Linked DNA regions of Homo sapiens: region 2 is linked to region 1. A link is an interaction called in ENCODE POLR2A ChIA-PET data of the cell type or tissue named here. Cell type or tissue: OCI-LY7. All regions are shown on one strand. Links, peaks and the distances in the headings refer to the core of each region. The heading gives the core; the rest is flanking DNA.

Region 1 (12,648 bases), core at 3,162-11,161:
GGGCCGGGCTTGGTGGCTCACACCTGTAATCCCAGAACTTTGGGAGGCCGAGGTGGTCGAATCATGAGGTCAGGAGTTCAAGACCAGCCTGGCCAACATGGTGAAACCCCATCACTACTAAAAATACAAAAAATTAGCTGGGCATAGTGGCGGGCGCCTGTAATCCCAGCTACTTGGGAGGCTGCGGCAGGAGAATTGCCTGAACCTGGGAGGCAGAGGTTGCAGTGAGCCAAGATCGCGCCACTGTACTCCAGCCCAGGCGACAGAGTGAGACTCTGTCTCAAAAAAAAAAGTAAAGAAAGAGGAGTCAGGGCTAGAAGTACAAATTCTTGAGCCATTTGGGATCATGTCTGAAGCTGTGGGAATGAAGTTTCAGGGAACACTAATACATATGGCATATTGAGAAGAAACCAGAGTAGCAACGATTTTGTTCAAAATGAAAGCTCTGATTCAGGATTTTCAGAAACAGAGAGCCGTTAAACAAATGTACATTGAGAGCAAACTACATGCCAGGCACTGTCCTGGAGCTGGAAACTGGAACATACAAGCCAACCCATGGAAAGCTCACATTGTCACAGAGGAGACAACCCTGTAATAAACCTGGTACCCCAAAAGAGGGAAAACACCATGAGGGAAGTAGGCAGGGTGCAGGCAGAGGGTGAAGATGTTGAATGCCTGGGGGAGGCCCAGGCTAGCTACAGGGGCCAGGTAAGGCCTCCCTAGGAGAGGACATTTGAGCTGAGACCTGAGACTAGGAGAGCATTAACTGAGGACTTATTAAGTACAAGGCTCTGTTCTAAGCCTTTTAAGTACATTATCCTATTTAATCCTTACAACAACCCAATGAGGTAGGTGCTGTTATTATCCTCATACTAAAAATAAGGAAACTTAACCACAGAAATGTTAAGTAACTTCCCCCACACAGCTAGCAAGCTGGCACAGAAGACCCTGACTCAGACAGTCTAGCTTCAGACAGCCCGTGCTCTTCCCCGCTGCACAAACTGCCTCTCACTGTCTGTGATAAATGCTCCTATTAATAGAAAATGAGTTCAAGAAGGAAAATGCGATCAACAGTGATCACAGTGGTTCAGAGCACAAAGGCTTCATCTAGAAATAATTTTAAGTGCTTGGTCTTTGCTATGTTACTACTTAAAGTGTGGAAGCTTCATAGAGAATTGGTCAGTAGCCCCAGATTCAAGTGTCAGCTTCGCTATTCTCTAATTTCGTAACCTGCGGACAGACAAGTAATGACCTCTACGAACCTTCATTCTTTTCACCAGTAAGGTAGGTCTAATACACAACTCCAAACTTACCATGAAGATAAAGAGATTCAATCCACATACATGACAATCTCTAGCAGACAATGTTATCTTCAGGAGATGGCTGATGCTGGGGAAAGTTTCCCAGTACAGATAGCACACCATGACGTCTTCGTAAAAAGATGAAGCTCAGAGCAGGTGCAGCACTGAAAACAGGACACTTTAGGTGACAGCCTACAGACTGCTATTCTGAGAAAAGATCTTCAAGGGGTAGAAAAAATCACTTTTAGAACTCCAACTGGTCTTATCAATTTTTAAGGAAAATTAAATTTGTCATATTTGCCATTGTGAAAATCAGCTCAAATATACAACAGGAAAGCTTATTTCACTGAAACTCAGTTCATTCCAGACTCAATAAAAAATGACAGGCTTCTTCTGTGTTCTACCTTTTCCTCCTCTACTTTCCTCTTTCCAGACAATAAAGTATTGTCCCTTGTGAGGTAGAAACAAAACAGCAACATGAAAACAAATTCTAATAGCTCATGGGAAGGACAGACATCATGATCCCAAAGTGCTATGTTAAATGCCTTAAGAGGCACCACTACTGTGCAATGGTGGTCCAGAAAGAGCGCGCCCAGCCAGCTGGATCAGGAATGATTATGAAGAGAGGATTTGATCACGGCTTTACAGGGCTTTAAAGGGCAAACTACGGTTTCCTGCAGTGGCTTTGGTAGAGAGCATCCACAAGGCCCTGAGAGGCATGGCTTTGCCTGCCTTTGTCTCCTACAGCATCCACCACTCTCCTAGCCCCAACTGCCAGCCACAAGGGCAGCTCTGCTCCTCTCAGGATCCTCTGAGGCCACCCCTACATGCAGGGATCTGCACTTGCTCAGGATCAGAAATACTTCTGGTCTGTGAATGAGCTTCACACTGCTGGTCTCAAGGGGAATATAACCTTCTCTGTAAAGCCTTCGCTGAGCACCTGCCCCTCTAAAGTTCCCACCTGGACATGCCCCACATCCACCCCCGTCACTCCTCCACACAAACTCATTAACATTCTATTTTACTTTCTTTATAGTACTTATAAAGTACTATGGAAAATTATCGTGCTCAATTTTTTTACTGGATTATTTTCTGCCCATCCCCATCCTCTGCTAAAAATTGTTAAGTCCCATAAATGCCTAGATATGGTCTTTCTTTTTCACCCTTATATTCCCAGCACCTGGCAGGAAGTAAAGAGCTCAATAAATATTTGTTGAATCAATACAGGAATGCAGAAGAGCATGATCAAGTTGCAGAGGCAGAAAAGTAAAAGCTGAGTTTGAGAAAGTGGTAAGTTGCACGTTCTGGTCCAGCTGGGCATGGATAGATGAGGTGGGACAGGTTGCTTGCAGAGGACTTGGGGCAGTTTGGACTGAGTAGATAGTGCAGAGCTTCTGAGAGTGTTTGACCAGGCAAGGCCCTGAGCAGTGCTGTCCTTAGAAAGGATTAGGCCAGCAACTATGAATAGGATGAACTGAAATAAAGCTAGAAAGCCCAGGGAAAACCATTTGTTACCCCTAAAATTGGCAAAGATTAAGAAGTCTGACAAGTGTTGGAAAGTATCTGGGGAAACAGTTTTCCAACAGTTGAAAATCAATTTGGTAATATCTCTTAAAAGTTAAATTGTGCATATTCAAAATGTAGCAATCCTGCATCTAGGAATCAAGACTAAGAAACTATTGCCTATATATTAGTGAAAAAAATATAAACAATCATATATTCACTAATAAATGGACTGATAAAATGTGGTATTATTTATGCCATGAAATGCTAGACAGCAAATAGCCGGGTGTGGTGGCTCATGCCTATAATCCCAGCACTTTGGGAGGCCAAGGCGGGCAGATCACCTGAGGTCGGGAGTTTGAGACCAGACTGGCCAATATGTTGAAACCCCGTCTCTACTAAAAATACAAAAATTAGCCGGGCTTGGTGGCAGGCGCCTGTAGTCCCAGCTACTTGGGAGGCTGAGGCAGAAGAATTGCTTGAACCCGGGAGGCAGAGGTTGCAGTGAGCTGAGATCGTGCCACTGCACTCCAGTCTGGGTGACAGAGCGAGAGTCTTTCTCAAAAAAAAAAAAAAGAAAAAGAAAGAAAAGAAATGCTAGACAGCAATTAAAAATAATGAATATATATATATAGATGGGTGTGTGTGTGTGTGCACGTGTGTGTGTGTCTGTACAAAAACATGGCTAGACCTTAAAAACAATGCTCAGAGAAAGTAAACAAATCATATAACAGTTGGCTGGGCATGGTGGTTCATACTTGTAATCCTAGCATTTTGGGAAGCAGAGGCGGGAGGATCTCTTGAGGCCAGGAGTTTGAGACCAGGCAACATTGTAAGATCCCATCTCTACAAAAAAAAAAAAAAAATTAGCCAAGCATAGTGGCACAAACCTGTAGTCCTAGCTACTTGAGAGGCTGGAGCAGGAGGATCACTTGAGCCCAGGAGGTCGAGGCTGCAGTGAGCTATGATCATGCACTCCAGCCTGGGTGACAGAATGAGATCCTCTCTCTCTAAAAAAGAAAACATTTATGTATATTTAAATCCATAAAACAATACTACATATTAACTATGGGTACATACAAATATATATAAAATATTAAAAAGTATACAAACTGAACATGGGCTCTGGGAAGTGAGGACAGAAGGAGGAAATGGACTTGGAATTAATATTCAAAGGCAACTTGATTTTATCATCAATGTTTTGTTTTATTTCTTTAAAAAAATTGAAGAAGATATGACAAAAATAATAACAGTTGTTAATTTTGAATGATGGGAATATAGTAGCGTTTACTGGGAATCAGAAGAGAGATGCTAGTCACAGATGGAAAAACTAACAGGATTTCAGGACTGGGTGGGTTAGTAGAGGGTATAAAGTTGCCAGAAAGAACGAAGAATAAAAATTATATTCTTTCTTTTCTTTAACAATGAGAGGCTAGCCACACCATTAAAAGAACTAAAAAACAATGAGCTCCACTTTAGAAAGGTTTGTCTTATTAATGAGACAGCCAAATCATGGCCAGCAAAAAGTCAGAATTCAAAAACCCAAGCTGGCACTGACAAGCTATCCTGCAAAAGTAAGGAATAAAATAGGTGCCTCATTCAATATCCTCAAAAAAAAATTTTTAAGACTTTTTTAAGGTCCATAGAGAGTTCACTTTGTGTATTTGGCTTGTTTACAACATATATAGAAACCCAACCACAGTGTCCTATACTCAACAATTGAAAGTGAGGTTACTAAATTTTAATACACATTTCTAGAAAGCCTGGGGGTCTGACTCTGAAAATAAGCCATTCTAGTAAGACAACTTGTTAAGAGTTTCCTTTCAGTAAGCAACATCGACTAACAGAGCAAACAATGATCCAAATTTACACTGTTCGAATTAAAATTTCAAGCATTAACCTCTATTTTGAAATCAATCTCCCTGTCTTTACATAAAGATTATCAACTTCCAATTATCAGAAGAATGCAGCTTATCTTTATTAAAATGTACCCCCCCAATATTTCATGATATTTACATGTTTGCATAGTACTTTCCTATCCTTTTGTAACATGTTTTGCAACTCCTGAAAAGTCAATAGTCTTAGCTCTTCTCTAAAGGGGGAAACACAAGAGACTGAGTGACTAGTTCAGGGTGACTCACAGGCAGAGTCAACATTGGAACTCGGAACACTGAGCCTGGCATTCCAAGTTCCCAAAACCTTGAGGCTCTTGCTAATCCCAGCAGAATTTTCTTCTTTACAGGGCTGTGCTTCTTTGAGGCCTCTGAGACTAGAATGTTAGTGTCCAAAGCTTTCTCTTTCAAAAGTAGTCAATAGTCAGAAATAAATGTTGGCCTGCAAGTTCAATCTTTTTCTTTTTTTTGAGACAGGGTCTCACTCAGTTGCCCAGGTTGGAGTGCAGTAGCACAATCATGGCTTACTGCAGCCTTGACCTCCTGGGCTCAAGCGATCCTCCTGCTTCAGCCTTCCAAATAGTTGGGACCACAGGCATACCCCACCACACCCAGCTAATTTTTAAAATTTTGTAGACATGATGGTCTCACTTTGTTGCCCAAGTTGGTCTCAAAGTCCTGAGTTCAAGGGATCCTCCCACCTTGGCCTCCCAAAGTGCTGAAATTACAGGTATGAGCCACCGCTTCTAGTCCATCTTCACTTTTTAAAAGGCATAGCTAAACTGCATTGATACAACCTAATGATCTCCCTAATTAATGTAACTTTGCTGGTAATTGTTTTTTTAGAGTCCTCTGTTTAAGATTGGGTTAAATTCAAATCAAATGGTACTGTTTAAACTGTTTGCTGTTTTTTGTGTTTGTTCCCCGTTAGTGCTATCTTGGACATGCTGAGCTTCTAACTGCCACAGGGCTGTTTTGCTACTACTGACCTTATAAAGCCAACAGTTAGTGACTGTGTATATAAGGATTTAAGAGATTATTTTACCAGAATAAGGTTGCTTTGTAGCCATCCGGTGTAAATGGTGTTTCTTTCCATTAACAAATTGAAGAGCTCTTAAGCACCTGAAATTAAATAACAGCTTAAAAAATAAATTAATATACAAAAAATTTAGGTTTACTGACAATATCAGATTATTTCCCATTAAAAAAAATCACCCAACTCTTTTTTCTGATGCCTTTCACGTGGGACTTCAAAAAGCTTTTCCAAATATTTTCACTATCTGTAGTTCTCATTCTAATTTTGTAAATTAAAAAAAAAAAAGAGCCAAATAACTGACCCAAAGTTATGCAGTCAGTTGGTAGTAAAAGCCAAATAAGAGCTCAAATTTAATCTAGTCGTTAGAATCTGCCACAGTGTCCTCTTCGCTAAGTTGTACTACTGCCTCATTTTATTTCCCTTAAAAAATAATTGTTTGCATATCAGTTAAACTGGTCACATTGAAATATAAAACACGCCAGTATTATCAAGAGGTCCTTTCTTAAAGCAACAAAATACAATCACCTTTGTGCTAAAAATAAGCTATAAAAATAATTGTGTACCTTATAAATTTATCTACAAGTTTTAGCCTTCATTATATTCATTAATTAAACTGCCATAAATCTTCCTTTCCTATTGCTAAGATATTCTTAAACTTGCATACAAAGCACCAAAATGCACATCAGCCACAACACACACAAATTCATCACTCAATCTCGGTCCATTACTCTTGCCAAGGTCAGTATAGAATATTCTTGAAATTTTCACTTGTAGAATGAATAGATGTTTTGTAAGGATTATCTATTCAGGCAGAAAAAAAGGGGGGAGGGGAAGAACACAAGAAACAATTAGCTATTCAACTGGTACTGAGCAAATTCCAAGTACGGAATCCTTTGTTTGTTTTTATCTTGTTTTTGTTTTTCTTACCTACCTTGGGACTCCAGTCCACGAGAAGAAATACATCTTGTGAGATTTTTGTACAGCCTTTCTACAAACCTCCGTAGAGAAGGAGACGTTGTTGTCAGTTTTGGCTTCCTTTTGCAGTCAGGGACTGGGACCCAGAGTTATCTATTTGCATTTCAACACCCTTCTTTTGTTTTCGGTCCCACAAGAGGCTCAACCAGTTCAAAAGCAGGTAAGGCAGTTAGATCATTGTAATGACCCTAGAAAACTCAAAGGAGAAAACTTTTGCAAACAATGTGGTTATTTTAGCAAAAAACTACTACTTATTTCATCAGTCAAGCCTACAGAGCTCAAGCTAGACCATCTTGTTAAAAATTTACCTTAGGTTGTTCTTAATTCTCTCTGTGCCCTAGAGAGAGAAGAATGATGGTGGAAAGCAGGGTTAGAGAACAGAGAGGAGGAGAGTTCTGCATCCAGAATCTCTTCTGAATAAACAAATATCGCTAAAATATCCAAATATTCACAGGAATTTACAGGTCACATTATTGCATTTGATTCTGAGAGCAACAGCCTCTGTCATTTCTGCTGAAGGAGCATTCCTATATAACTCTAACAAAATTAAGAGAAAAGAATACTTTCTAGGTGGAGAGAGTTGGAGAGGACGGGTAAAGGTGCAGCCATCCCAGTGTCTGAAGGACACTCAGACACAAATGCTGCTGGTGTATACTTCCTGTCACACCCACTCAGATGACTACATGGTCAAGATTCCAGAATGTGATCCCGACGACAGCTTTCTAAGCATTTAATATTCCAAGAGGCATCAGCAGATAAAAATGTGCAGAGTTGCAAATTTTTAATAGAAAAATCCCCCAGGGTCTATGTTGAAGGTCAGTGTTTGGGAAAAGGCTATATTATAATGGGGCTATGGAGTCACAGATTAGAGACGGAAGGGACCATAAGGTTCATTTCCTCAAGGTCCGTGGTTACACAGCTGGTTTGTGACAGGCTATGAGCTCTCTGGGGTCTCAATCTCACGCTCTTGAGCTTTTGGTTACCAAACCTGCTTAGATGAGATCCACAGTGAGGTTATATTGTAAAAATTCTAAGACTTGGCAAGTCAGCCTATAATGAAGATATATATGCATAGACTTCAAAGGACTGACCTTGTCATCACCTACAATAGCTCTGCCGCAAGATTACTGATTCAGGCATTCAGCTTTTGGATAAGCATCTTTCCTTCCAACTTGCATGACAACAACTCCAACTGCTCTTAGAAATATTGGGGCCTCCAGTCTATTGATCCATCTGCTTTCTCCCAATTCATTAGCCTTCAGCTGTTTTCACTTTCCTTCTTACTCAATTTTTATTCCATGGTCTGTTATTACTATATCCTTTTTGCCAATCCCTTAAACTCCCTTCCTCTCTGTTTTTTCTACAAACCTATCTAGGAAAACGACAGCCCTCATTGAACCCCGCCATCTCCTTTCTCTTTGCTTGCACGCAACAGTCAAACTCTGCTGGAGGTGATCAAAAGCGTAGATAGGTTCATCATCACCAACTTCTTATGGGCCCTCAATACTAACAACTACATTTTTGTTTTATTTTTAAGAAATGGAGTCTTGCTCTGTCGCTTAGGCTGGAGTGCAGTGGCATAAACACAGCTCAACGCAGCCTCCATCTCCTGGGCTCAAGAGATCCTCCTGCCTCAGGATCCCAAGTAGCTGGGACTATAGGCACAAGCAATCATGCCCTGCTCTAACAACTGTGTTACGTTTCTTTTTTCAACTTATTTTCCAAGAATTATTTGAAACTTTCTCCATCACCCGCAAGCTTCCAATACACCCATCTTTCTCTCTTTACTCCTTCATCTTCTGCTTAGATGAGGATTCTCTAGATCTTTTTCCACCCAGATCCCTGCTTTCCCTCCTGCTTCAAGGTGAGTGAGACTCCTCCACAACAAGGGAAATCCCTTCTCTTTGGCCTTGTATTCTCTTCTCTCATCATCACCCACAACCTTTTTGTCATTTTTTTCTCATATCACATCATTTTCATCAGAAAAGCCTATTGGTTCTGCCTTCAAAATATATCCAAAATCCAATAATTTATCATCATCATCACTCCTACCCCCTCATCGAAGACATGGTCATCTCTCATCTAGACTATTAATGGTCTATCAACTTTCACCATTGCCCCCTTACAGTCTATTCTCAACAGTGATCTTTCGAAATCATAAGTCAGAGCATGTTCCTCCTCTGCTTAAAACCCTCCAATGGCTTTCTATTTACTCAGAGTAAAAGCTGAAGTCCCTACAAAGACCTTTAATACCCTACCAGCACTGTCCAGTAGAACTTTCTGTGGCAATGGAAATGATCTACATCTCACTGTCCAATACAGTAGCCACTAGCTACATGTGGCTACTGTGCATTTGAAATGTGGCTAGTGCAATTGATAAAATGAATTTTTAATTTTTAAAATTTTAATTAATTTACATTTAAGTAGCCACTTGTGGCCAGAGGCCACCATATTGGAACACTCAGCTCTACAAGATCTATTCCCCATCCACCCTATCCACCTCTTGCCTGAGCCTATAAAAGCCCACAACACACTATAAAAACTCCTTTGAAGTCAGATGATGTCACTCCTCTGCTTAAAAATCTCTATAGTTTCCCATTTTACTCAAAAGCCAAAGAAAGTCCTTATCTTGATTTACAAGGCCTCATATGATCTGGCCACCTCACCCATCTCTCTGACCTCAGCCTCTAGCTTAATCTCTTCCTTGTTGACTCCACTCCAGGCACAACATTGCCCTCCTTAGTGGAACACATCAAGTATGCTATTGCCTCAGGGCCTTTGCTCATGCTGTTTTCACTGCCTGGAACATTCTTTTTCCCAATATTCATATGACAAACTCAGAGCTCCTTCACTTCCTTAGTAAGCACTCTGCTACAAGTGTCTTCTGATGAGAGGCTGATCTGACCTTACTTGATCTGAAAGTCCTATCCAAAACAATTCCCTCCCACTTGATCACTCTCTATCTCCATACTCTGTTTGTTGTTGTTGTTTTTAAGTAGAGAAGTAGTCTCACCATGTTGCCCAGGCTGGTCTTGAACTCCTAGGCTCAAGTGATCCTCTCACTTTGGGCTCCCAAAGTGCTAGGATTATAGGCATGAGCCAACATGCCTGCTCTCTGCTCTTTCTTTATAGCACAGATCTCCATCTATGTTTCTTTACTTATTACTTGTCTCCATCAGCAGGGGCAGCATCTCTGTTTTATTCACAGCAGTATCCCTAATACCTGAAACAGTACCTGGCTCAGAGTAGGGTCACAAACACGCACACACACACACACACACACACACACACACACACACACACGGCTGAATTTGATGAGTGAATACACATGGCCCTATGGTGCCAAAGACTATTTACAAGTCTCAACACTGGTCTACAACCCAGCACTCTCCTGCTGCTATTCCCTGGGGAGAGGTTGGGACTGGGTTCCTCTCTAAGTATAGTATCCTCACTTGCAAGAGGGCAGCTGGGTGCTTAAACTGTATCAGCTCTAATCTTCACCACAATCCATTTTACCAGTTTGGAAACAGACAGGTTAAGTAAACTACTCAAGCTCAGCTAGAGTGACCCTCACCCTGTTTCTTATGAAGGGGTTTCCACAGTCAATAGAAAACTCTTCTACAGGCAGCTACAAAGATATGCATTGAAGTGACCACATAGCTTCATTATAAATCTCTTTACTGATTCTATGCCTTCATAGGGAAAAATGAGAATAACTACTTTTATAACAGACTAAATGAAAATTAATTTCAGAGAGTTTATAGAAAATGGCCAGGTGCAGTGCCTCAAGCCGGTAATCCCAGCACTTTGGGAAGCTGAGGCAGGTGGATCACTTCAGGTCAGGAGTTTGAGTCCAGCCTGGCCAATATGGTGAAACCCCATCTCTACTAAAAACACAAAATTTAGCTGGGCATGGTGGCATACGCCTGTAATCCCAGCTACTCAGGAGGCTGAGGCAGGAGAATCATTTGAACCCAGGAGTCAGAGGTTGCATGAGCCAAGATCGCGCCACTGCACTCCAGCTTGGGCAACAGAATGAGACTGCCTCAAAAAAATAAAAATACAAAATACAAAAAGAAAATGAATGTTATTTCCACTTTCATTTTTACTCCTCCCCTAACTGGCCTAAGTTTTTCTTACCAAATTGCCATTAGATTTTCAAAATGCTATGCTAAATAAAATACTGTTGGCCTTCATGTTTGAAAATGATGTTGCTGAGAGTGCTATTTTTTAAGCTAGAATTTTTACAGTCAGCAAATAAAGTAATGGTCGGTAAATTCAAGACCAGTTCCACAGAATAGATTGACTTCCTTTTAACCTGCTGGGCAAGAGTGAATGCTATTTTTTTTTCTATGTTTAACATATTCATGAGGAGCAGGGATAGAGTAAGTACATTCAAGCCACAGGTAGTCAAAATAATTTTTTGCCATTGGTTTTAATTATATATGCCATGATATCTTCTGGTAGAAATGACAAACTATAAAGATAGGTTTGTGCTTCACATCCTATTCTTTTCCATTGTTGCCTGACAGAAGCCCCAATGAATAGGGAAATTACATCCTTGGCTACAAAAATGGGCATGCAATTAGAATCATCCAACGGACAAAGAACCTAAAAAATTTTAGGGATTTTGGCACTCCTGTTTCCAATATCTTTGCTTCTTAGAAGGAAAAAACTCAAGTCAAGCAATTTGCTGCAAAGCACAGACACTGTGACACATTCAGCAAGGACCAAGGTGTCCTAATTTCCCTGCAATCAGTGTTTTCTTTTTTTTTTTTTTTTTTTTTTTTTTTTTTTTTTTTTTTTTTTGAGATGGAGTCTTGCTCTGTCACCCAGGCTGGAGTGCAATGGCATGTCTCAGCTCACTGCAAGCTCCGCCTCCTGGGTTCAAGCGATTCTCCTGCCTTAGCCTCCTGAGTGGCTGGGATTACAGGTGGATGCCACAACACCTGGCTAATTTTTGTAATTTTAGTAGAGACAGGGTTTCACCATGTTACCCAGGCTGGTCTTGAACTCCCGACCTCAGGTGATCCGCCTGCCTCAGCCTCCCAAAAGTGCTGGGATTACAGGCATGAGCCACTGCACCCGGCCCAGTGTGTTTTCTTCGGAAACCAATGATTATCCTCCAATTGGTCTGGAAGAGAGAGAGAATCTCCACAGAAAACCTGCATATAACTCTTCTGGCACTGTTCACAGTTAAGAATTGCAAATTACTTTACAAAATTACTTCTCTCAAAATACCCAGACACCTGGCCACAGACTGCCAACCTAATACTAAAATAGGCACCTTGATCAGCTCACGCTGTGACTTTAACCATTCAGCTGCATTTGACCACAGCGACAGATATCTTTGCCAAAAGAAATATGAAAAACTCTGGGAGCTGATTGCAAAATTGGGATTGGTCCAAACTTTTCCAAAGTGATGGCTCTGTTGTCTGGAATGTCTCACAGCCAGGACATTTTTCTCAACACGTCAGCTCTATATAATGAAAGCAATAAGAAGAAAATCAGATGTGCACAGAGCTTTTCTCTCTCTGCCTAATATGGGAATAATAATTAACTGTCCAAAAATGTAAGCACTGGCTCATGGCTGATGATTCACCTTTAAAGTTGTGCAAAGAAAAAGGCCAAACCTTTTGCAAAGCATGTATCAGTCATAAAAATGTCTACTTCCTTTGACACAGTAATCTTATTGCTGGAAACTGATCCTAAGAAATGATCCAAAAGAAAAGATGTTCACTACAAAATATGAATCAACCTAAATGCCCAATAATCAGAAAAATGTTAGCTATAGTACATGTTTCTAATGAAATACTATATTATCATTAAAAATAAATTATGAAGACTGTCACAATATACAGAAAATAGAGGATGATATTAAATTGAAAAGCAGAATACAGATGATATATGTGCATTATGAATATAACCATGTTCAAATATA
Region 2 (12,648 bases), core at 2,019-10,018, 230 kb before region 1:
TTGCCTTGTCTTATGGCACTGATATCTTTCTTTTTAGATGAATAATATCTCTATTTCTCTCTTAAACACCTCAAGCAAACTGATTTTGAGGTTTTTGTCAGATTCTTCCATAGAAATAATTTCTTCTGGAGTGAGTTGATGTTTTATTTTTGCTGACTTTTTCCTTAGCAATATATATCTTGCTGTATATGCTGTATGTAAAAAGTGTGTGTGTATGTGTGTGTGTGTGTGGTTTTTCACATTATTAGTTGCAGACTTACTTTGAGTAAGACTTTTGGTGGCTGCTCTTGTTTCCGTCTCTTTCTCCTGTCTTGTGTTTTCTTTGCTACACACACTGTGCTCACTCCTCTGCATTTAGCATTTCTGTATTAGCTTCTGTCTGACTCTATGAGATCCTGAGTCCAGAGGCAAGTCCTATATGGTGTTTAGGCTTCTGCACTGTGGTCATACTGAAGATACTTTAGATCCAGTCACAGAGGCAGTGGGGGCCCTGCTTTAACTCCCAGTCCGGGGATATATTTTTGCCCTGCTACCTTGCCTAGTTCCACAGCTTACCAAATCTATAGCTTGGGCAGTAAATTAGGATTAGTTTTGTTTTTTTTTTCCCCCTTCTTTCATTCCTTCTAATAGCCTCCTTTTACAAAAGGAGTGGAAGTTTGGAACTCCTGCCCCAGCCCTGCGCCATGCTTTACTTTAAGCAAGACCTAGCTCTGGTTGCCACATGCATGGTTGCCACACTTTAGGCCCCAACACCCTTCAGAAGCTGGACTCCAGCTACTGTTCACTGGACTCCAGCTATTGTTCATAATTTTTTTTTTTTTTTTTTTTTTGAGATGGAGTCTCACTCTGTTGCCCAGGCTGGAGTGCAGTGGTGCGATCTCGGCTCCTGCAACCTCCGCCTCCCGAGTTCAAGCGATTCTCCTGTCTCAGCCTCCCGAGTAGCTGGGATTACAGGCGCGCGCCACCAGGCCCAGCTAATTTTTTTATTTTTAGTAGAGACAGTTTTCACCATGTTGGTCAGGCTGGTCTCAAACTCCTGACCTCATGTTCCACCCACCTTGGCCTCCCAAAGTGCTGGGATTACAGGCATGAGCCACCATGCCCGGCTACTGTTCACCGTTTAAATCCTGGCCACTGCTCTGCATTTCTGCTCTGTTTGTGACAGAGATGTTGACATTGTTTGAGCCTAGCTATGTCCTTTTCTCTCCCTTTGTATTTTTCTGTCATTGATATGTTTGTAACAGGAAGAGTGCACCAAAATGAGAATTCACCACAATATTTTGACAAGAAGCACAGCATAACTCTTCTGTTTCCAAAGAGCCTGAAATGTTTGAATCCTCCCATCACCACCAACCACCACCGCCACCATCATCCCAGCACTGTTTCTCTCTCTCTCTCTCTCTCACACACACACACACACACACACACACACACACACACAGAACAACACTCAAGGCCAGGATCTCCTAAAGCCTTGTGCCGTGGGTCTCCGGTCTGCCTTTCCAAGTTTGTGTCTCACCATTCTCCTTGCCCATGTCAGCACACTGTTGCCCAACAAACTGAGCAATTTGATCTTCCTGGAGCCTATTCTATATCTTACTACTTTGGGGCTAGTTTGTGTTCTGCCTCTCTTCTTGAAATGCCATTCAAAACAACCCCCAGTCTTTCAAGCTCAGACAAACTCTTCCTCTATGGAAAGACCTATCAAATCTGCCATTTGGGAAAGAATTTCCCTCTTCTATTAACCCATTACATTGTTTCCAATTTTTATTACATTTGCCATGATCAAAATACCATTTTAAAACATCTTACCCAGTCTCAAACACTTAACATAGTCTTATACTGAAGATGTTAACTGTTTATTAAGAAACTCTTGTGTACTAGATGCTGTCCAAGGCCTTTTTAGATACATCGTTATCTCATTTAATTCCTTCACCAATTACGGTATGAGGTGAAATTTGCTCATTTTACAGATAAGGAAATTGAGCGTGAGTAAGTCTTACCCAGGTCCTTATGAAACTAGCAGATTCCTAAGACCTCTCTGAGACCTACTAAATAGGAATTGCTAAGGATGGGGCCCAGGAATCTGCATTTTAACCACCTCTTTATATGATGCTCTAGCACTCCTACTGTTTAAACCTCGTTGCTCATCAGAATCATCTGGGGGTTGAGGGAGGTGGCTTAAAAATATTCAGAACTGGGCGGGCGCAGTGGCTCACACCTGTAATCCCAGCACTTTGGGAGGCTGAGGCAGGCGGATCACAAGGTCAGGAGTTCAAGACCAGCCTGACCAATATGGTGAAACCCCATCTCTACTAAAAATACAAAAATTAGCCAGGCGTGGTGTCACGTGTCTGTAGTCCCAGCTACTCAGGAGGCTGAGGCAGGAGAATCGCCTGAACCCGGGAGGCGGAGGTTGCAGTGAGCTGAGACTGAGACACTGCACTCCAGCCTAGGTGACAGAGCAGGACTGTCTCAAAAAAAAATTTTTTTTAGAACTACCAAATTGGAATTTCCAGAGTAATGGCAATTTTTTTTTTACCAGTTTCTCAGATGAGTATGAAGCAGGTGGTTCACCAATTCCTGTGTGAAATATACCTAGGCAAATGTCAGAAACTGGTAGGCCATTGATAGAATTTGTGTGTGTGTGTGTGTGTGTGTGTGTGTGTGTGTGTGTGTGTGTGTTATAAAGGTGACTCAACATTTAAAATCAAGAGAATCCACATAAAATATGAATTCCAGTTTCTTTCTAAAAAATTAGAAGGTCGGGTTACACTAGGTTCTTATGTTGCAGGTTTGTTTGATTATTTTTTAAAGGCAGGGTCTTGCTCTGTTGTCCAGGCTGGAGTGCAGTGGCAATGGCCATAGCTCACTGCAGCCTTGAACCCCTGAGCTCAGGCAATCAGCCTCAGCCTCCTGAGTAGCTGGGACTACAGGTGCATGCCACCACACCTATAGGCTATCATGTTGCAGGTTTCTAGGTGCCTTGATACTTTGATGTCCCTAATAATGAAAGTAACTGCAAGAAGGGCAGTCAGTTTATGCCTGAACATAAGGAAAAATTCATATATTAGGAGAACACTGTACACAGATATAAGTACACCAGATAAATGAATATAAGCTTTACTAAAGATTCATTACCAAATACAATTTTACTCTTCAAAAATTTTACTTATCAAAAATTTATTGAAGATACCTCATAATCTCTTCCCTTTAATAAAAATTAAAATGTAAATGAAATAAAATTATAGGATTCCTAAATATTAAAGACTACTAAGTACAAGAAACAAGATTAGTAAATATTAACAAGGTTACTAAATATCAACCATGAGATTCTTGAGTTTCTAATTTGCCATTCACTTGCAGAAGTTCACCTGTGAGTTTTGCATTGGTAGATAAAGAAATTCATCTACCTGCTACAATTGGCCTCAGATTCTAGGTGAATCTGATCTGTCTACAGCACTCCAAATATAAAGAAGAAATAATGATAGTTTCACTTTCTGTAACCCTACTCAGTGGATTCTGTTGCTCTACTTGTTTAGCTGTAACTACTGTCAGAAATTTTCTGTGGAGGCCAACACAGGATAGTCGGTTTTTTAATGTGATACAGTTGTGATTGTAACAGGCTGTATAAATAGCCATCAGTGGGTACCATGGAAACCACCTGGAATTCTTTATCTCTGTCCTAGAAAGTACTGGAGCTTTTGTACAGCAACTGAAGACATATTTAAGATCTTTCCAAGTAATAAAAAAGGTCTTTGTGCATTTTAAACATTAAATAAAATTAAATCACAAATAATTATTAAATAGCAAATTACTAGGTTAGGCCCTTTCTCTAGCTCTCTGGGAATCATGGTTTTCAGACCTATGGTTCTCAAACTGGGGCTGGAAGTCAAAATTAATGAACAAATTACCCCAAATATTCTTAGTACTTTCAAAAATTTATTTGGAAATTACACATTTGTCTGCTATAAAGTTGCAAAGGCTAAATAAGTTTTTACTGATTAAAAATTTACATAATAATTTACTTATCAAAAAATTACATAATATGACTCATATTCCCTTGTAAGGATACATAAGGATAGAGAACGGAAAATGTATCCTTATGTATGTATCCTTATCCTTGTATCCTTTTTTTTTTTTCTGGTTCCACTTTGTTTTTATTCACTGAAACCAATAAAAGAGTTGAACACAGCAAAACTTGGAACAACAAGGAATTAACTGGGTGGCAGCAAAGGGCACCAAAAGAAAAGATAAATTGCCCAAAATAAATAAGGGCTGGTGAGGAAAATAAAAAATGTTTCCGAAAAAAGTGGGCTGTGATGCAAGGTACTGTGAGATAAAGAAGCAATTGTTTCACGCAAAAAATAGAGGGGGGCACCTCGCTGAAGCCAGCGAGGCCGCTGCACCACGTGGTGTCAGGAGACCTTAGCAATGGCCCAGGTTCGCTGGCTGCATCTGCTGTGCCAGGCGCCTACTGTGCGCTCCTCTCCTCATCCAGCAAAGCTCGGCCTACATGGAGGTTTGCTGACTCCCCCAGGCCACCTTAGTTCCTCTCGGAGTCTGTATGGGTCTGGGCGAGATGCAGGCAGCTTATCTGTTTATGGGGCTGCCTCCTCCAGTACACGGAGAGCTCTTTGAGGCAAGGGACAATTTGATCTGTTTCTTCATCCTTAAAATTTCTGCTGCTTTTGCTGTTTCTGTGATTTCCTTGGTTTCTCCATTGGTGTGCTTAAAGCGATCTCCTCTACACGAACGCTAGGGCAGAGCACATTTTCGCACAGGCAGCGCCGCAGCTTGCCCTGGATCTTGTCGATTGAGTTGAAGTCGGACACGTGGAAGACATGGGTGGACTTGGGCTCCGAGGCGATCTCCTCCAGCTCCTCCCTGAGCGCCTCTCCCACGTCCACGGTGAAGACGCGGATGCCGGCGCGAATGCCGGCACGGATGCCGGCACGGTGGGCAGCCGCCGTGGCGTCCAGCACCAGGTCCTGGCTGCAGCCATTGGTGAGCAGTATGGCCACCTGCTTGTAGGCGCAGTCCCCGGAGCGGTGGCCGGCGCGCGGGGAGAAGCTGCGGGCTGTGATGTGGTGCAGCGCTTCGCCGGTGTTGGTGTTGCCCTGTGGTAGGCGATGCATCGGGCGGCCGCCTTGACCTCCTCCCGCGAGCCGAAAACGCCCAGTTCGAAGGCCACGTTGGGCAGGTCGCTGGAGCGCACGGTCCCCATGCAGTCGGGGCCCGCCTCGAAGGTATCCACCAGGTTGACTACCCACTGCTGCACCTTCTCAAAGTCCTCCTTGCCCACGCTGGAGGAGGTGTCCAAGAGGAAGACCAGATTGTAGTGGACGCTTCTGCAACCTGTCCGTTGGGCCTATCAGCCGCCGCCCCGACTCCACAGCGGCAGCATCCAAAGGAAGCCGGCCACAGCATTCCCTCGGAGGGCAGCCATGGCTCTCCTGTTCTTGGGGACAGGCTTTTCTTGGCCATTTAGGCCAAGAAAGACGCAGTTAGGGCCTACTGCAGCATGGCCTAGCAGGGAGGCACTCGGGCTGCCAGCAGGAGTCCAATCCTGGGCCCAGGCCCACTGGAAGCAGCAGCTGGGAGAAGACACCAGCCCCAGGCAGCCCCCTCCTGGGGGTCACCTGCCAGCAACTCGCCCACTCTCCCCCCAATAATCTCACAAACTCAGACTCTAGACAAGACTTGCAGTAAGTCTGGAGGCTTTCCCCAGGCCAGGGGGCCAGAGAGGATACATACATAAGGATATGTAGGGGAAAATTAGTCAAAAATAAAGAAGTTAAGTGAAGCGCAAATTTGAGGGAAAAAAACTTTTAAATAAAAATCTCCCTGGTAAACTTCAAATTCACTAAAATCATTTCTATGTGGATGATTTTCTCTTTTCTTTAATATATTTTAGTAGCTAAATAATCTACACAAATGAGATTTAAAAATTGAACTCCAGACAAATGGAAACGTGAAGGATCCTATGAGCATTTCCTGTCCTTATAAGGGTGGAGGTTTTTTCTTCTTCATCTTTTTGTCTCCAACTCCTAGCCCAGTCTTTGGCATGCGGTACTTTTTTTTTTTTTTTTTTTTCCTTTGAAACCAAGTCTCGCTCTGTCACCACGCTGGAGTGCAGTGGCACAATCTCAACTTAAAACAACCAACAACTCTTGGGTTCAAACAATTCTCCTGCCTCGACCTCCCGAGTAGCTGGGATTACAGGCACCTGCCACCATGCCCAACTAATTTTTGTATTTTTAGTAGAGACAGGGTTTCACTATGTTGGCCAGACTGGTCTCAAACTCCTGACCTCAGGTGATCCATCTGCCTCGGCCCCCCAAAGGCTGGGATTACAGGCATGAGCCACCTCACCCGGCCACACGCAGTACACTTTTAGACAGAGTCTACTTTGCACTTCTTGGTGCTGTTTACTGGCACACATATTCAAAAGAGTGACCATGGCTGATGAGTGTGGGTCGCAATAACTGATGCGTGGCCAAAGGTGTTTCCCACAACAGTTGGCTTTGATTCACCGTGTATCTTCTGCACTGGCTACCGTGTAGTTATGCCTTGCCCTTCATGGGTCCTGGGATTACTTGACTGCTGCCGAGGCTAACAGCCTCTTTTTTATTCTGATTGTGACCCATTATATTAGTCTGTTGGCCACTGACTCACTAGTACTTGGAAGCAACCCACAGCTATGTTGTCACATCCACGTATTCCCCTCAACACGCAGCAAATTGGGGTGAGACCAAGGAAAGGCCCATGCACAAAGGAACCTGACAGCTGTCAGCAGTAGCACCTGAGGCCAATTGTAGGCGGTAATAGCACACACTCAGAAAACCATACGCCAGCAGTGTGTGTGCATCACAATGCCGGGAGTGCACATATTGTGGGCTCCTCATCAACAGGGAACTCATCCTGCATTGCTTTTATATCCCAACTGTACTTAGCACAAGACTAACCATACAGTAGGTATCTGTGCCTATAATGATTTCACCAATATTTCTACATATGAACTACTATTCATCATTTAGGGTCTCACTAAATGTTGCTTCTTTGAAGATATTTGCTTGAATCCCCTATGGCATTTTGTAGTTACCTCCATGCAGTAATGATAATATCCAAGTCATTCGTTCCAGAGTTTATATCACTTATGTAAAGCGTATAACTCCAAAGCTTTGCAATAGGTGTTCAAGCAGCATATAATGGATGGATGGATGGATGGATGGATGGTTGGTTGGATGGATAAACATTAATTGCTTAGAAGCCAAGTGGAGCAATTTGAAGGAGCACTCTCTCCTATACTTCTTGTTTTGTTATGTCAATTCATGAAATCCCCAGAATGACACATAAAAGGAAACCAAAATCAAATTAAAACTTATGAACCTAAACCATCTTGTGTCATCCTTGGTAGACATTTAGTGGAGGAAATATGAAATTGTACTATTCATTCAAGGAGTTAATAGGTAAACCAGTTTATCCATCACTAACTTGTTTTTATAGCATCAACATGGTGTAAAGACAAAAACAATCTTGAACTCTAGTAACTATCATCTATATTTAATGCCTCTATGCTACAACAGTAAGACTCTGGATGATTATCAGTACCACTTAGAATTAGAGCTTCTTGTTAAATAATTCATACATTTGATGGGGAAGAGCTTCAAACAATGCTCAAAGCTCCAGTAATTAATGGGCTAATTACGAGATGCTTGTAAAATGGCTTAAACACTGAAAGTTCAGTGTAGGTATAATTGTTTTAGAGTTAACCCTGTGTATTTAAATGTCAAAAAAAATATTCAGTGAAGATGAGTAGAGGGTTGGGAGAGAGAAGAGAGATCATAAGATATCACACCAGTTTAGAAGTCTTCACTATTGATTTAAGATTTCTAAAAAGGCTCTGGAAAGGCAGAATGCAGGCCTTCCTAATGCCCCAGGCATTTTCCAACCATGTCTCTAATCACATAAGAAGAACATCACCCATGAGTCATAGGACTCTGGGTACTCTTAGAGGTCAGAAACCGCTGCAGTGCAAGTCCTTTCAGCCTAATCGCCTCTTCACTAGCAACGCCCAGGTTCCACAAGAGTGCTCTGTTTCATTCCAGGACCCGTGGGAGTTAAGAATTGAAGGTAGTTGATTTTTTGGTTGGTTCATTTGTTTGTTTTTCCTCCCTGTTGTTTGCTGTTCTCAGAAATGACCTGCTCTCTGAGCTTTCTTGGAGTGTAAGGCATTTCAATTCTAGAAAGGTGGGGCTGGGAGGAAAATGGTCTCCTTGACTGCAAACCATCTAGCTGAAATGTCTTTCACTCATCCCACTGGAAGGGGGAAAAAAAGCCTTCTTTAGAAGATGAAACATTGTCTTGTGTCTTTTAGCATCGTTCTGGGCAGTCAGTCTGTTAGGACATATTGGGCGATTATAGGACTGTCTTTTTAGAGAAAGCCATGGGTTTCAAGTTAGCAGGAACCATCTATCAATTCTTAAGATTATGCCATGATTTACTGTCAGAGCATCATGTATTCTGATTTTCTGCCTCCCATGAAACATTGTGCTTTCCTTTTCTATTGATGTATCAACTATAATAGTTACAAGCAGCTACAGAAAAATCAATAGCGAGCTTTCATTACTGTGTACATCAAGTAAAGAGCCCCCCGCTGCAAGAGCACAACTTGTTAGATGCTCACCATGGAAGGTGTACAACACTCAACTGTTTTTTTCCCAGACTGCATTAGAAAAATCAACTATAGAAAAATTATAAAATAGTATCATATTCTACATGGAAGCACAGAGACCCTATAAAATCTCTCAAAGGGAATGGACAGGAGGCATTATCATGTTTCAAAATGAGCACAGCATTTCCAAAGTGAATATAAAGGTATTTAATGCGATTCCTACGTGGTTTTTGTTTCTGGTTTTCTTTTGCATTTGTCTTCTTAAGGTCATCAGGATAGTGGGAGGAAATACTGAATTAGTATTTACTAGATTGACTGCGTAAGCAGAAAGTCACCACTGGCTGAAGTGCATGCTGCAATAGTCATGCGCTCAACACCCAGCCAAGCAATGAGGACCCTAAGAACTGTGTGAATACAGAGTAATATTACCAGGGTCTTAATCAGATCCAGGAGTCCCAGACATACATATGCAAAGTTTTATTCTCTTTCCAAGCACATGTTGGAAAAAGAAAAAGACTTAGGATTTTAAAGCAACAAATACCTTTATTTGCCTTTGGGAGCACATTAGCTACCAATTAGTGCATGTAAATTGAGACTGCTGAAAAAGAGAATGTATGAACTGATAGTCTGGGTGGGGGACTCTCAAGGCCTCAGAAGTTCTCTAGCATTTCAGCATCAATTTGGGCAACATAAAGAGATTTCCAAAGCAAATCCTAACAAGTCCTGAATCTGAACCATGTACAAATCATAAATCCCATGGAATTCCCAATCTTAACATGTGCAATGAATGTATTCAGATCTATATATTTAAGTAATTAGTTCATTACTTTCTGATAGTTATGATCTACATAAAGGTTTTCCATATGTTACTGTTATGATCCAAGTCCAAACTCCAGTTATTTTTTATCTTTAGAGATAATATATTTAGCAAGAAGGCAAAAACGTGCCTGATAATTTTTATGTTCATATAAGAATGTTAAGAAACTACAAAAATGTGTTTTGAAATATTACAGTAACAAACAGGAAACAAACTAAAACCTTGAGTACCAGGTTAACTTCCCCAAAATACCATTTTAAAATACTGATGAATTTGAACAAGTGGTTTGATTTTTGGGCATCTGTTTTGTTTTAGGGGAAGGGAGGAATATTTAAATGATAAAATTTTCAAATATCCCATTTTTTTCATAGTTTTCCCAACTTTTGTGGATTTTTTTTCTATTTCGTTTTTCTATGCACCCAAAAATTATGTGAGAATTTTGCATTTGCCTTTGACATTCTAACAACAGAATGAACTGCCATTCAGCTATGGTCACTACATTGAGAGTTTAATGCTCCAAAAGGTATGCTCTGCAAGGACTGTGAAAAGATTAATTAGTCTTTGCTGGTTTCATCAGAGGATGCTGAGAAACTGGCAACAGGCTCTCTCCTGCACCACAGCCCAAGAGGAAGATCCTCTTTTCCCCAGCAAACCAGGTAGCAATGACATCTGCAAGGTTAGCCTTTCTATTTGCCAGTGTCCCTGACAATTAAAACAGTGAAAATAATTCATGCATTGCCAATCTTAATTACACTCTTGCTTTCGTTTATTCCTTTTGCTACTTTCCTGGCTGGTGTTTTGCATGTTACTTATATGCAGTAGTACTTATCTAAAGCCTACTTTAGAGTAGTTGTCCTTACAAGAAATGGAAGTCTAAGTAGAGTGGAATAGCATTTGGATGATTACAGATTCTCTGTGAATTCAGCTAACACTTTCCTCAAGGTAGCACTCATGCTCCTGTTAAAAGTACATTCTTTCCACATGCTTTTTTCACATAGTTAAAAAGAAATCCTTCCATGACATACTGAACCCTAATACCAAATAAGCTGGTGCTTCCCCTGAGCCACATAGGAGAATGTTGGCTCTGAGAATGTCGCAGCATCCCTGCACTGCTGTGATGTGCAGTCAACAGAGGGTACGAGCTCTGGCAGAAAACCCAGAACAGGATATTATGCACAGTAGGGGCTTTCCAACCCAGCTGTTCCAAGCCCTATAGGGTCAAAATGATGGGGAAATCCAGAATGACAGTAATTATGCCATCAACCTTACGGCTCCCTGCCAGAGAGGTTGCTGGTTAGACATCTATACATCTAGTAGCTGTTTAATACATTTTTTAAAACAGGTATAGTGAAAGAATGCATTTTAAGCAGGAATTGAAAATGTACTAAGAATGAGACAATAATGTATGAGCAAGTACTTACTTTGTTTCTTACTTTAGGTAAGAAAAAATAAAAGGAAGGAGGAAAGGTATGGAGGGGGAGATAGAGGGATGGAGGGAAAAGAAAAGGAAAGAGAAGTAGATAGAAAATCAAACACAGATGAAAGCAAAGACAATTATGATTATAATTATTTCATTCCCTAATCATGTAAGATTTGAATTTTCTAATTAAGAAAAAAGAACAAAATTAGTTCATATGTCAAAAAGAGGATTCTAAAATTGCACTGACATAAATGTTATTCTGTGATTCAGTTGCATTCTTAAATTGGTGTGTTATTTATGCAAATTATGGTAAGAAAAATAATTTTGGATATTTTTGTTTTACAAATATATTTTTCACTTTCACCACATTATTTCCAGAAGTATCTTTCCTTCCACAGGGGTTCCCTGTCTGCTCTTGCTTCCTCCAGCTCCTCAATATATGTACCTTTCAGGGTTGTTTCAGCAGTCCTGAAGTTGTGTGTGTGTGTAAGCATGATTAAGAGTACTTTTGTGGGAGTGTGCTATTGCCAGCCTCACAGATGGTGTTATTTCCTGTGTTAGACTTCCTACTTACTGATAGCTGGGCTCACACTTGACATCCTCTCTTAACTGCCTCTAGACCAAAACATGCAAAGTCTTGCAGTGTGGGAGGGAACCTGTGGCTGTGCATTGGGTTCAGTTGATAACAATAATCACCAGCCCTGATGAGTCACCAGAGAGCAATGGGGTGATACTCAAGTACCAGAGAGATGGTGGTGGTCTCTGGTGGCCCCACCACTGTCCACCACTTGCAAGTAGATAAACTGGTCATTAAAGGAGCTGTGGAGAGCCAGATGCAGTGGCACATGCCTGTAGCCCCAGCTACTGCAGAGGCTGAGGCAGGAGGAACACACAAGGCCAAGAGTTTGAATCTGACCTGGGCAACATAGTGAGACCCCTATCTTTAAAAATAAAGAAATAAGTAAATTTTTAAAAAGAAAGGCATTATGAGAGTTTCAGCAGAACATTTAGGAAGGGTCTTCTAGAGATAATGATGGACAAGTCAGTAAGCTGCTTGTTCACACACTAATGTCCAGTTCATGTTGACTGCTATCTACCCACGTCTTCTCTTCTGGCACCTGCCTTAGTGGCTGGAAGCTCTCTCAGAAGCTTAAAAAGATGCTTTTATTTTACCTACCCAACAAGGTTTCTACGCATTCCAGCCTCCAAGGAGGGGTGGTTCCCCTTTGTGAACTGAGATTTAGGAATATCTATGTTTACAACTCCGGGACTAAGATTCAATAAAGCTTCAGGAGGGTGGAAGTGCAGCTTGTGAGGGCAAAACTTTAGAATCCAGTGGACTTCTTAAGGTCATCTGAACAGTGAGAGTAAGTACTAGGCTCTTATCCCACTTCCACCACCAACCAATGCAGAAGTGGGATTAAGATTGATAATCCTGAGATAGCATTAAATGTTTTGATACAGGCATGCAATCCATAATAATCACATCAGATAAACAGTTGTTCTGTGCACACAATCTAACATTTATGCATTTTTTCTTTAAAAAACCTTTCTGCATCCAAATGGCACATTCATTAAGTTTAAAATGAAGCACAAAAGATAGAGATAAAATGAAGCAACTCTATAATTATATAAATTATAAATCTTACTGTAATAATTATACAGTAGACTTGGAGAAAGACAGGCCTTTCAAGAATTGGTTTTTAGAGATGTGTCTAATGCCTTAAAGAAGTG

The links. ChIA-PET counts read pairs that join two places held together with the same protein. Peaks named below come from ENCODE experiments on the same cell type or tissue, not always from the same donor. Only the 100,000 strongest peaks of a DNase experiment are listed, where the experiment ranks them.
Region 2: POLR2A ChIA-PET joins it to region 1 with 13 read pairs; 2 of 35 experiments call an interaction of 5 or more read pairs at or near these places.

The regions. Positions count from the first base shown.
Region 1 is chr1:200,367,352-200,379,999 of GRCh38, forward strand. It overlaps LINC00862 (long intergenic non-protein coding RNA 862), which reads right to left and starts at 6,441. Exons shown (of 5, transcript NR_040064.1): 1 at 6,296-6,441; 2 at 5,742-5,818; 3 at 3,695-3,814; 4 at 1,314-1,520. RefSeq lists enhancers at 4,795-5,325, 6,722-7,921. In OCI-LY7, for the core only: CTCF peaks have their summits at 9,899 and 10,129; DNase peaks (open chromatin) are centred at 6,800, 7,650, 10,120 and 11,041; H3K4me3 peaks cover 4,020 bases; H3K27ac peaks cover 3,495 bases.
Region 2 is chr1:200,142,831-200,155,478 of GRCh38, forward strand. All of the region lies in intron 7 of NR5A2 (nuclear receptor subfamily 5 group A member 2), which reads left to right. It also overlaps the pseudogene LOC100420255. Among named protein-coding and RNA genes, the nearest start is that of NR5A2, 120 kb to the left of the region's middle. RefSeq lists a silencer at 3,512-3,571 and an enhancer at 10,776-10,845. In OCI-LY7, for the core only: no CTCF peak of the experiment used is centred there; no DNase peak of the experiment used is centred there; H3K4me3 peaks cover 176 bases; H3K27ac peaks cover 365 bases.